Linked DNA regions of Mus musculus: region 2 is linked to region 1. Evidence: chromatin contacts called from ENCODE Hi-C or POLR2A ChIA-PET data. All regions are on one chromosome and are shown on one strand. Each heading gives the region's core, a stretch centred on a gene start or an enhancer-like site at or near the end of the contact. The rest is flanking DNA. Distances are from core to core; before and after follow the strand shown. Region 1 overlaps Pacsin2 (protein kinase C and casein kinase substrate in neurons 2). Region 2 overlaps Pacsin2 (protein kinase C and casein kinase substrate in neurons 2).

The links. Hi-C counts contacts between places; a loop is a spot of excess contacts on that map. ChIA-PET counts read pairs that join two places held with the same protein, here RNA polymerase II (POLR2A).
Region 2: a loop to region 1 is called in a map of left cerebral cortex, with 1.9 times the contacts of the local background. The contact joins two enhancer-like sites. A Hi-C loop is called at or near these places in 4 of 37 maps with a recorded cell type or tissue (heart and left cerebral cortex). POLR2A ChIA-PET finds 5 or more read pairs at or near these places in 2 of 5 experiments (Patski and embryonic stem cell).

The regions. Positions count from the first base shown.
Region 1 is chr15:83,408,820-83,412,053 of GRCm38, forward strand. The region is part of intron 1 of Pacsin2 (protein kinase C and casein kinase substrate in neurons 2); the gene reads right to left. Among named protein-coding and RNA genes, the nearest start is that of Gm41368, 25 kb to the left of the region's middle. Within about 2 kb of position 1,517, at least 1 of the 3 ENCODE cell types and tissues checked has a DNase peak (open chromatin) inside an H3K27ac peak, as active enhancers do; it is heart, where a contact is called at or near this core.
Region 2 is chr15:83,442,841-83,446,074 of GRCm38, forward strand. All of the region lies in intron 1 of Pacsin2 (protein kinase C and casein kinase substrate in neurons 2), which reads right to left. Among named protein-coding and RNA genes, the nearest start is that of Pacsin2, 20 kb to the right of the region's middle. Within about 2 kb of position 1,776, at least 1 of the 3 ENCODE cell types and tissues checked has a DNase peak (open chromatin) inside an H3K27ac peak, as active enhancers do; it is heart, where a contact is called at or near this core.

The DNA of each region.
Region 1 (3,234 bases), core at 267-2,766:
TTAGGAATCCAGGAGCAAGAATGTGGCAAGAGTGCCTAGGTTCCTACTTCTAGTGACTTTTCTAGCTGTACAATGTCACACGTGTCCCAGAGCCAGTCTTTTGCCAGCATGCAGAAGCTTAGAGGTTAACAGATGAGGCCACAGCTGCCCTTGGCCCCAGCTGGAGGCTGGCATAACCTCCTCCTACCATTTCAGGCCTGATAACAGGTATCAGGTACACAAAGGATGTGTTACATAAGACGTCTAGCTTCACTTTAATCCCTTTAGTTCATTCCAGAGGAAAAACCAAGAGGCCTTCCTGAGGCCTACAGGCTACTGCAGAAAGCACGGGGGTCCGAGAACTGTGCTTGCCTGTCTTCCCTGAAAGATGAGAGGAAGCTCTCCTCTGAAATCCCTGCCAAGCACTAGCCGCAGAGGGCAGCAGTGGTACACACACGGCCTTCCCAGGCCACTTTCTGTCCCATGGGTACACAAGCTTCTTTCTTACTCATTACCTGCACAGAATATTCTTCAGTCCCTAGGAAATGTCTGCCTCTTCCGAGTCACTGTGCAGCCCCAGGGTGAGGTGGGCAGCCAGCAGTCTTTAAATAAGTGTACACAGTTAGTCATTCATTCCACAAACATCTCCCACATACTAGCAACTGTCCTAAACTGCTAACAGTCTCTGTCCTCCTGGAGTTGATATTCTCCCTAGGATACCCTGCCATGCAGCTAAGTGACAGAGCCACACAGTGTGCTAAATTCTAGGACAGAGGAAATATAGGTGCTAGGGAAAGAAGTGTGAGGGACAGGGACTTGGTGAGATCAAGTATGTCCTCAGAAGACTCCAAAAGACGGGAAGTAGGGACAGGTACCTCTCAGTAAAGGGACAGGAGAGTGACGGGCCTGCTATGTACTAGGCTCAGGGAGGTCAGCACCAAAAGCTGCAGAGGGACCAATGGGATCTCACCTACAGGATGCACAGTAACTTGGACTGGACCTCTGCACTTAGCTTTTCAGAACTAAAACCACGCAGTAAGACATGCTATTTAAAACCAAGCATGGGGCACTTAAGAGCATTTACTGCTCTTGCAGGTGATGCCAGTTTGGTTCCCAGGATCCACGTCAGACAGCTCACAACCATCTGAACACCTAGCTCCAGGGGAATCCGATGTGTCTGGCCTCTTTGGGCACCTGTGCCTCATACACATGTCCCCTTTCACTCACACATACACTCACATAATTAAAAGTAAATCTTAAAAAAAAAAAAAACAAAGCCCAAGCTTGTATATTTTGTATCTGTCCTTAGCTCTGCACATTATCCAACCTCAATGTGAGAAGTTACCATCTATCCTGGGACCTGTTTCAGCTGCAAGTTTACCCTATGGATAAGCTCAGCCAGGAGAGCTAAGAGTTCACTGTGGGACTGTTCAGAAAAAAAAAAAACAACCCTGAAAACTCAGAGCTACTTTGGTGTCCATCAAATGCTGATACTGTAGCGGGGAGAAGTGACTCAGAGGCGTGAGTCTGGCACCAGGGAGGCTGAGGAAGTAGAACCGACAAGGTCAGCTTTCCCAACAGTAAACTCCTGTCTGAGAAAGGAAAGAAAGATGAGAAGAGACTTAAAAGGAGAAGAGGAAATACACTTGAAGCATGGGGCACCAGGCAGCCAGGACAAGGGCTGTGCAGAGATGGAACACAGGCAGCTGCGGGGCAGCATCATACGTGTCCTGCTGGACGGCAGCAACTGTGACCTCTCAAAGCTCATGGCTACACAGTCCTCACTCAGTCACATGTGCCCCTGGCATGGGGAGACTCTACTGTTAACAGCCTCCTGAGCTATTTGAAATGTCATCCAACCACACAGAATGCTTTTGAAAGAAATACCAAACCGGCAAAGACATTTTGTTTCCTGAATGATGCCATGTTGGGATGAAGGGTGGTCCCACATGGCCACATCCCAGGACAAGCCTCCCAGCTTCGAGAGAAATCAGCCCAGTGACCATGCATGCCCCTCCATGGCCTCCACAGCTCCAGCTCTGCTCGCTTCCCACCAAACTGTCAGTCCCCAAGCCTCGCCCTCCCACCCCACCCCCAGAGCACACAGCTCTGACCAAGTGGGTACTCTACTGCCACTGCACTGTAGGTACAGCCAGTTCACGCCTCCTGTCTGCCATGCCCTTCCTGCACTACAGACCTGGGTGAGGCAGGCAGTATCCTAGCCTCAAACTCCCACTCAAAACCACTTTCAATGTCTAACACCTTTTTGTATTTTGTCTGTCTGTCTGCCTGCCTGCCTATCAACAGGGTCTCTCTACATAGCCCTAGCTCTCCTGAAACTCTGTAGATTAGGTTAGCCTCAAACTCACAGAGTTCCATCTACCTCTGCTTCCTGAGTGTTAGGATTAAAGGCTACACCACCACACCACAAATGGGAACTCCGAGGGCGTGGGTCTGTATCACTGCCCTCTTTTCTTCACGGCCTTCTCTGTAGCATCCACGTTTCTTTGGATACCTCACTCTGCTAAAACTTGTCAGACATTTTAGGGGGGGGGGCTGAAGTCTGAGTGACTTTGAATCAGGGAGATGAGATCCACAGAAGGAAACTATTTGAAGAGGTTTTAACTCCAGTGGCTAAAATTACTTTATCAATACACCTGTCCCCTTCCCATTTTATTCTATGTTCTTTTCTTCAAGTCCTTCTAAAGGCTGAAAGAGAGCCCAGCACTACCATATTCATCACAAGTGGGTTCAGCGGCTCAACAACAATGAAAAGCTCAGGCTCTGCTCCCTCCAACCACACAGGCACCCTCCAGCCCAGCTGAGGCCCTCTGCTGCCAGCTTCAGTGTGTGTCCACTCAGTCCCTTAGGAAGAAGGACAGGGGTCCTGCATCTCTTGAGCACACAAACCACCTGGTTCAGGCCTGAGCTAACACATGGCCTCACACCATTGGTTAAGAAGAAACATGTGTTTCAACTCAGCTACCTGGCACAACCTATTTTGCTTCCAATGACTTCATCTGGAAAAGGGAACATTCCTTAAAGGAAGTGATAGAGATCAGCAAATAAAGTGACTTCTCTCTCTGGAACGCGGTGTGGAGCCCTCAACAATGAGCGGGGAAACTGACCATCAAAAGATGCTGGATTCTAGAGGCTGCTGCTAAAGTGGAGCGGCCTGAGACCCAACACTTGGTCCCCCACCTGCCAGAGCACTTGCCAGTCTAAACAATGAGAGTTTAGAGGAGGAGTATAGTT
Region 2 (3,234 bases), core at 526-3,025, 34 kb after region 1:
CCAGTCAAATGACATTAAACACACCAAAATGACCAACGTCCCCTGGCTCGCACTCCTTGCAGTCCACTGCAAGGACAGCCCTCACACCTGGGCTGCCCATCCCCACCATGAACTCAGAGGACTTTTCCAGGCCACAACGTCCAGAGATCAGAACAGCAATAGACAGTCCCTGCTTACAGGATGTGGACTGCCCAGTGGAAAATCGAGAAACACAAAAACCATGTACAACAGGATGGCCCCTGAGGTAAGACACACTGGCCTGAAGAATGACAAGAACCAGCCAGGTGAAGAACATTCTAGGAGCTGAGAAGCACATGTGCAAAGACCCTAAGAAGAGGCAGAAGGCAGAACATAGGCATTTGTCTCTGCATTCCATCTCTATTCTCGCCTATACATCCTAGGAAAACCTTCCTGAGGCTCAAGTCAGATACCACCCCATTCTTCTGCTTAGAAATCTCCAGATTCCCATAGCCCAGACAACTAAGACACAGACCGCTTCTGTGAGTTTTATAAATAAGTGTGCAGCTCTATATACATTCAGATACTAAAGTTGCTCCATGAAAGCCCTGACTAAAAGAATCTCTCCTTTATGGCCCACAAGGCTGCCACACCCAATGCTTAGTTCACAACTCTGGAGAGAGATGGGATTCTGACTCTGCATACTGAGAGTAATCCAAGTTCAAATCTTGACTCAGTCACTTACTAGACATGTAAGTTGAAAGATTTCTTTTTATTTATGTATTCATGTGTGTTTCTCTGCCTTGTGTGTGCAGGTGTCTCTAGAGGCCAAAGGAAGGACTGGATCTTCCAGAGAAGCTGTCTGCTGTGGGTGCTGGGAACCAAGCGTGGGTGCTCTGGAAGAGCGTCAAGGATCTTAACTGCTGAGCTGTGTCTCCAGGCCCCGGGCAGGCACTGACAACCTCTCTGGCCCTCTATGTACAATCACAACCCTGACCATATAGAATTGCAGTAAGAATTGGAGCCTAAATATGCACGGCTACATACATACATCCAGGCTGCTCAGGGTCCCATAGGAAGAGCTCTGCCTCAGGTATCTAGACAACACCCCTCAACACAGCAGCTGGCTTTTCCCTCCAGGACTTCATTACAAATAACTCAAAATAGCCCACTTTCCTTCCAACAACCACTACCCCACTGACCCACACCATCGTGTTCAGACCAGTAGTCACACCATAAGGCCTCTAAGAATTGTATTTTAAATACCCACTTCCAAAGAACATGGAAGAGAGCAAAAAACTTGGGTGTGCTAGGGAGAATAGAGGGCACTGGAATGTCTCTCTTTTCTTCTTTACATGTATTTGTTTGTCTGACTGTCTATTTCTTTGGGAGCTACATGTATAGAGACAGAGGACAACCCGATGGAGGTCCTCCCAAGCACCTTTCCCTGTCTACCACTGCCAAATGCCCCAGAAAGCTCTCACGCACAGGGCACTTGCTGAAGAGGCACACTCAGACTGAACTGGTAAGCTGGACTGGAAACAGAAGTTGACAATGAGATAAACCTGAACTCATGTTCATGTACCCCAACCTTTTATGCCCCTCTACCCCGCCTGTGTCCCCTTTCCTCTTCTACATCCCTACATCCCTTAGCTCCGTGAAACACCAGGCAATCAAATGAGATTGCTCAATCCTGTTCCTAGTTAACTAAAAGAAGATACTACACAGTGACTGAAACAATCTGGTTCAAAGGTCAGAACCCCAAGAGCCTGTAGGAATGTGCCTCAGGTATGCAAGCCAGGAATCCTCCCCGCACCCTCCCTGAACTACAGCCGAACAAGAGCTAAGCCAGGCAGCTGCAGGCCTACAGACCAGCGAAGGCAGCAATGTTCCTAAGCCACTCGGAGCGGAAGCACTGACTTCAGAGACACCAGCCTTGAGCCATTCTAATCAACAGTGGCCCAACCCCTGCATTCCAAAGAAACACTGCAAGAACTCAAATGAGTCTTTGAACTTACTGTCCAAACTCCCACAGCAGACACATTTGGAGGTACTACTATAGGAATCGAATCGCTAACTACAGGAGTTCAATTCCCACATCCCACAAGGTAGCAGGAGAGAACCAACCCCCAAGAGTTGTCTAACTGCCACAGACAAACTGGGGCACGTGCATTTCTGCACTCACACAAAAATAAAATATACGTTTGTGTTAGAGATACGAATTTTTTATCCGGGGGGGGGGGTGGAGGGGAAGAACATATATAAGCTTAAACATCCATGATCTAAAAATAGACAACCAAGGAGCTGGGTGAGTGGCTCATCCCTGTAATTCCGGTATGCCAGAGGCAGAAGCCAGAGAACCGTCCCAAGTGTGAGACCAGCCTAGTCTACATAGTTCTAATGCCATCCCACATCCCAGATTCTATAACACAGTGGGACCCCACCTCAGTAATAGGAAAGAAGAGAGAAGGGGAGAGGGAAGTGGGAGGAAGAAAGAAAGAGAAAGGACAGTCAGTATAATTCTCATCTTAAAAAAAAAAAAAAAAAAAAGCAGTAAGCCCAGTGCAACCTAGACAGCCCCTCCGCACACAGAGAAATGATCCCCAAGCCGCAGGTCCTCACCAGGCCCCTTTGTAGATTCCATAACCATCCGCTTATACCACTGCAAAGCTAACGCCTGGGCTCCATTTTAAAAAGACAGAGCATCCTCAGCAAATCCTCTGGGAAATGAGGAGCAGTACACTAACTAGAATGGCAGGCAGTCCTGGAGAGGAAGGCGAAGTGAGGACAAAGACTGAAGGTGGGGGGCAGGGGAATCTTGGAGGAAGAAACGCAGGAATGTGCAGAGACATTAGGTAGGCAGAGGCCATTCTACAAGGCTGGGCTTTATTGTGAGGGCTACCAAGAGCCACTGAAGAGCTGTACTTTCAATCCTCTGACCCTTCTCTTCTCCACTGCTGACAATGAAGACTGGGATGGCCTAGGAACCACTCTTTTAAGAAGAGGAGTGCAAGAATAGCAAGCCAACCAGTCCTTCAGGCTTTAATAGGCAAACACACAGCCCAAGGGCTCCCGACATGTGGGCTCCTCCGAGCCTCAGTTTCCTTGTCATCTGCTCAGAGGCTCATATGAAGCTGGCTGGGTACTTGGAGCAAAGTGGAGAACCCCTATAGGGCAGACGGTGGCATTAGAAAGACCACAGCATCCCACCCAGGCCCAAAGCAGAGCAAACATTCCACTTCCTGGGAATGGCAAGCCTAGAGACTGTCCAGACCT